Linked DNA regions of Homo sapiens: region 1 is linked to region 2. Evidence: chromatin loops called from intact Hi-C (ENCODE). Cell type or tissue: gastrocnemius medialis. All regions are shown on one strand.

Region 1 (2,500 bases), 460 kb after region 2:
CGATCCTCCTGCCTCAGCCTCCTGAGTAGCTGGGATTACAGGCATCCATCACCATGCCCGGCTAATTTTTGTATTTTTAGTAGAGACGGGGTTTCACCATGTTGGCCAGGCTGGTCTTGAACTCCTGACCTCAGGTGATCAACCCTCCTCAGCCTCCCAAAGTGTAGGATTACATGTGTGAGCACCGGGCCCGGCCTACTGAATTTTTTCCTGGCCTGTTCTGTGCCCAAACAATTTACTTTTCTTTGCTAGGATAATCTTGTGTTTATAACCTCCATAGTGGTTGTTGGAGAAGTGATTAGAATATTCTAATTCATCGTTTCCACTTCACCGCAGAAAGATGAGGCCTGCGTGGGAGACAATTTTTGTTTAAAAATAAAAATATCTTTGATAATTAGAGTGGCAAGGGAAATTATGAAAAAACGCACCAAAAGCGGGGAGCAGATTTCTATTTACACGTGACACAGTTGACAGTTTTCCCTGGTGCCAAAGACTGTTAGAATGCAAATGGTTTCATTTGATTTTTTCCCCTTTCAAGAGCTGGAACAATTTCTCAAGCTACAGCGTGGTGCTCTCCCAGCTTCAAGGAATATTTTTATCTGGGCAACACCCAGCAAAGCGGTGCCACGACCCAGTTCAGTCATAGCTGCGCTCTGACTTACACAGCATGAAAATGCTGCAATGTTCATTTTCTGAGCTCTTTTTAACATGCTAAATATGAATGTCGTATTTGTTGGCAGGAAAGGAAAAGAAAATAAGCCACTCTTTTTGCCCTGCAAGATATCCACATAAAATATTAACAGAAAAGCAAAGGAAAAACTTGTGCAAAGTTCACCTTCTTTTATTAAGCAAGAGCCAAACTCTTGGAAGGACTGTTTTGGGTCTCATTTCTTTGCTTTTAAAGGGGCAGATGCCCCAGAATGGCAGGAATGCACGTTCCTTCTCCCACCTCTGTGGCTTAGAGCAAGTGATTTTGCCTCATGAACCTGTTTCCTCTTTCTCCAAAGATGATCACACCTGGCCCACTCTCCTCACAGGTCCTTCTGAGGCTCTGAGGAGAGGAGGTGCAGGACAACACTTTGAAGTATATGATGAAAACAGTATTCCTTCTTTTCTTCCAGAAAGAGAGAGAGAGGGACACAGAGTCTGAGGCATAATTAACACCACCAATCTTAGCAGCACTACCATGCCATGGATAATTTTCAGATACCCTGAAAAGGGCAAAACATTTGTCTTTTGTTTCACTCATAATTTTCTCCATACTGACTTGGTGGGGGTATCCCAGTTCTCAGCCAATGATGTTCTAATTTCGCCCATTATTTTCAGGAAGAAACAAATGCAATATACTTTGTCCTCTGCATGCCTGAGGTGGGGAGCAAATGCCATGCCATGCAACCAGATGGCTGGCAAGTGTAGCTGTGCTCTCACTCCGAGAGGCAGGCGGCCTGCTGAACTCTAAACACGACAAATTCCAAACCGCACCCTTGTTGGCTTTAAGCCCCTGGGAGCTGAGCCTGAGGCCCAGGAGGTCTGATCTGAGTCCTTAGCGCCAGGCTTTGTTCCAAACTCTGGTGTCACTTTGTCCTGGGGCCAGTTCCTGCCCAGCCTTAGCTGAAACCAGAGAGTGAACAGCTGAAAGCCAAAGTTGTTGAAAACTCCTTTTGCATAAGCCAAAGCCAGAAGACAAAGACAGGACCTCTGCTTTGAAGTGACTGGGGTAACTGCCTGGAAAATGTTCCCAATACATTTTGCGATGCGCAGGGATGGCTGTTGAACATACCAAATGGCCAGTTCCATCTTTTTTCAAACCCAAAGAGAAACACTTTTTAAAAAATATATGTACACCATTTAACTCCTGAACAAAAATTTCTTTCTCCTCCCCCCAGGCCCAAATCAGTGGCTCCAGAGAGCACAGTTATCAAGAGATTATCTGGTCCCCAGAGTATCGGGAGGCACTCAGCTGTGCCACATGCCTCCGAGTGTCCTGAGGCGAGTGATTATCTCTCAATAACCTGTAAGGCCGTGTAGCTTAAATGATAACTTGACTTTAAAAAATTTAGAACTCGCTGTTAGGCAGTTTCTAAGCAACTGTTTCCATGGCAAAGAAGCCTGGTGTTTATACTGATTTTTCACTTAAAATGCAGTTTTATTGAATTTCACTCCATGCAGGCAGCCATTTGCCTGCACTTCAGCCCTATCTACAACTGACGGCTATCAGTAAGTACCTAATAAACTCCAGATGCCAAACCAGAAGTGGCTCCTTCCTTCGTGATCAGTATGGGGGTGCCCCTAGTGAGCAAGCTGGGGGCGAGGAGGTGGGAATGGGGAGGGAGGAAACGTGCTCCTGGAATCTGGTCAGCTGGGTTTAAGTTTTATCTCTTCATGGTTTATCAAACGTTTACTAAAGCCTGGTCCAGCCCAGGCCCTAACTGAGGTGCTTGAGGCACAAAGAGAGAGGGACAAAAAAGCCTCTGCCCTCAGGGCTCCCTGTCTGCTGGGG
Region 2 (2,500 bases):
AGCCCCGAAGCCAGGGCCATGCCAGCAGGCCCCACCATGGAAATCAAAACACCGCACCAGCCAGCAGAATGGACATTCTGACATCGCCAGCCGACGCCCTGAATCTTGGTGCAGCACCAACCGCGTGCCTGTGTGGCGGGACTGGAGGGCACAGTTGAGGAAGGAGGGTGGTTAAGAAATACAGTGGGGCCCTCTCGCTGTCCCTTGCCCAGGGCACTTGCATTCCAGCCTCGCTGCATTTGCTCTCTCGATTCCCCTTTCCTCCTCACTGCCTCCCAAGCCCACCCTACTCCAAAATAATGTGTCACTTGATTTGGAACTATTCAAGCAGTAAAAGTAAATGAATCCCACCTTTACTAAAACACTTTCTCTGAACCCCCCTTGCCCCTCACTGATCTTGCTTTTCCCTGGTCTCATGCAGTTGTGGTCAATATTGTGGTAATCGCTAATTGTACTGATTGTTTAAGTGTGCATTAGTTGTGTCTCCCCAGCTAGATTGTAAGCTCCTGGAGGACAGGGACCACCTCTACAAAAAATAAAAAAAGTACCTCCCCTGTCTCGCACAGTGTCCCAGGACCCTGCGGTGCAGTAGAGGCGCACCAAAACTTTGTCTCTTGTGATTTCTTTAGCGGCATCAACATACACTTCTAAGACTCAGCTGATGTGCCCACTGTGGAACAGGCACACTGCTTGGGGGAGGGAGGAAAAGGAGGGCCATCAAAATTGCAATAAGCTGGGCCCCTCACACACCCAACCCCATCTCAATGCTGTCCTGTGATAAAGGACCATCTCCCCCTCTCCCCAAAGAGAAAGGCTGACATCTTCACTTGTGGTCCTGGAATAAGGGACCACTTCCCCCTCCCCAAAGGGATAGGTGCTTTACTTGTGGTCTTAGGATAAGGGGCCAAAGCAAGTATCACTTTGGGAAAGATGAGAGGAGGGGAAAAAGGTGGGAGTAGCCCTCCAAAGAGGTACTAGGGACCAAGGGGGTGATTTCAGAACACAAAGCCTTACTTCAGGTCTCCATCCAGGAGCCCCAAAGAAATGAGTAGTGGGCAGGGTGGACAGTGGCTTAGACAATGAGTATGGGATAAGAGGTGCAGCGTGGCGCCTTCTTCACCCAGCTTAATGCTGCAGGCCCCACATCCACCAGGACCACTACAAAGACAATCTGCCTGGCCTTGCTACTCTGCAGGGTCTCCTGGCCCCACCTCACCCCAGAAACCTCTCTCCCCAATACTGGGTTTCTGCTTTTCCCAGCACCAGCCTCCGTATTCTTAGGAATGCTTACCAGGTCCGTGGCCCTGGGCTCTCCCCTGCCATCACGTCAGGGTGGGCAGTGCTCGGCCTCGGACTTGTCTTCCTCTCCCACTCCCCAGTGAGTCAGGGCTCTTTCTACACGGGGTCAGCTGACTGTCTCACCAAATGGCCCTGCCGCCTGTTCAGCCTTGTCTCTGGCTTTATGTGTCCCTGTCACTACACACCTGTTGCTGGGTCAACACCAAGGGAGGGAGTTGGAGGGCCATAAATCTCTCTTCCTGCCACTTCTTCGAATCCCTTAGTCACAGCTGTCACAAATACTTCTGAAGCACAAAGTACCTTGCCCCCTTAAGCCTGATCATGTTTCCCTCCCCTAAGCAAGCCCTTAAGTTTCTTAGCCCAATCACCAGCACCTCTAAAGGCATCTAAAACTTCATTCGGTATCAGAGAATTATAGGGGTGGGGAGGTGCAGATCCCGGTTCTGGTCTTGACTTTGCCATCAATCAGCCTAGGGAACCTGGACATGTCACCTTGTACCCTTCATCTCCAGTTTCCCTCTCGAAGAGGGCCTTTGAGATGCCAGTGAACCCTAACACGCTAGAAACTGCCATAGCAGTGGCAATCAGGACTCATCAGGACTTGAAGAGGATGTGCAATCTGAGACTTCATCTTTCTTAGGCTGGGTGGCTATAGCTGCTACCATAGCCTGAAGGTGAGGCAGGTCTCCTCTCGCCCCAGTGTGACTCATCAGCAGGCAATGCCCACACCTCCTCCCTTCTGAACCCCATATCTTGGCAGGCCTCAAAACTGGGAGTTTCTGTGGTTTTCCACACTAAACCCACAGAATCATGAACATACCAACATGTGTTCTCCATGAAGGCTGACCCTCCCTTCGGAGCTTTTGAGGGGTATGCCCATAGCCCCACTGCCCTTCTTGATGCTCTAACCTCAGCCCAAGTGACAAGGTAGCAGATTTCAGGGAGGTAGGCCAAAGCAGCATGGTAAGAGCTGGCTGCTCTGGACACAGCACCTCTTGTGCCCCCACTTAGAGGACAAGAGGCTCCTGGTAGCCCCAGAGCTTTCCATATCATCTTGGCAAAGCCCTTTTCCTCCATCCGTCCATCAGCAGGGCTGTGAGTGTGGCAAGGTGAGATGACAGATTTCCAGGCAAGGGCTGCCCTGGTGGCCTGCACCTGCACGTGTGGGCTTCAATGTGCAATGTCCACTCCCCATTTGCAT

The links. Hi-C counts contacts between places; a loop is a spot of excess contacts. Peaks named below come from ENCODE experiments on the same cell type or tissue, not always from the same donor. Only the 100,000 strongest peaks of a DNase experiment are listed, where the experiment ranks them.
Region 1: it touches region 2 in a loop (3-fold over the local background); 2 of 110 quality-filtered maps call a loop at or near these places.

What each region holds. Positions count from the first base shown.
Region 1 is chr20:37,985,630-37,988,129 of GRCh38, forward strand. All of the region lies in intron 7 of TTI1 (TELO2 interacting protein 1), which reads right to left. Among named protein-coding and RNA genes, the nearest start is that of TTI1, 47 kb to the right of the region's middle. In gastrocnemius medialis, no CTCF peak of the experiment used is centred here; DNase peaks (open chromatin) are centred at 1,522 and 1,938; H3K27ac peaks cover 2,500 bases.
Region 2 is chr20:37,523,086-37,525,585 of GRCh38, forward strand. The region is part of intron 1 of BLCAP (BLCAP apoptosis inducing factor); the gene reads right to left. It overlaps NNAT (neuronatin), which reads left to right. Exons shown (of 3, transcript NM_005386.4): 3 at 1-605. Among named protein-coding and RNA genes, the nearest start is that of NNAT, 3.1 kb to the left of the region's middle. In gastrocnemius medialis, no CTCF peak of the experiment used is centred here; DNase peaks (open chromatin) are centred at 126, 1,446, 1,906 and 2,346; H3K4me3 peaks cover 2,407 bases; H3K27ac peaks cover 2,500 bases.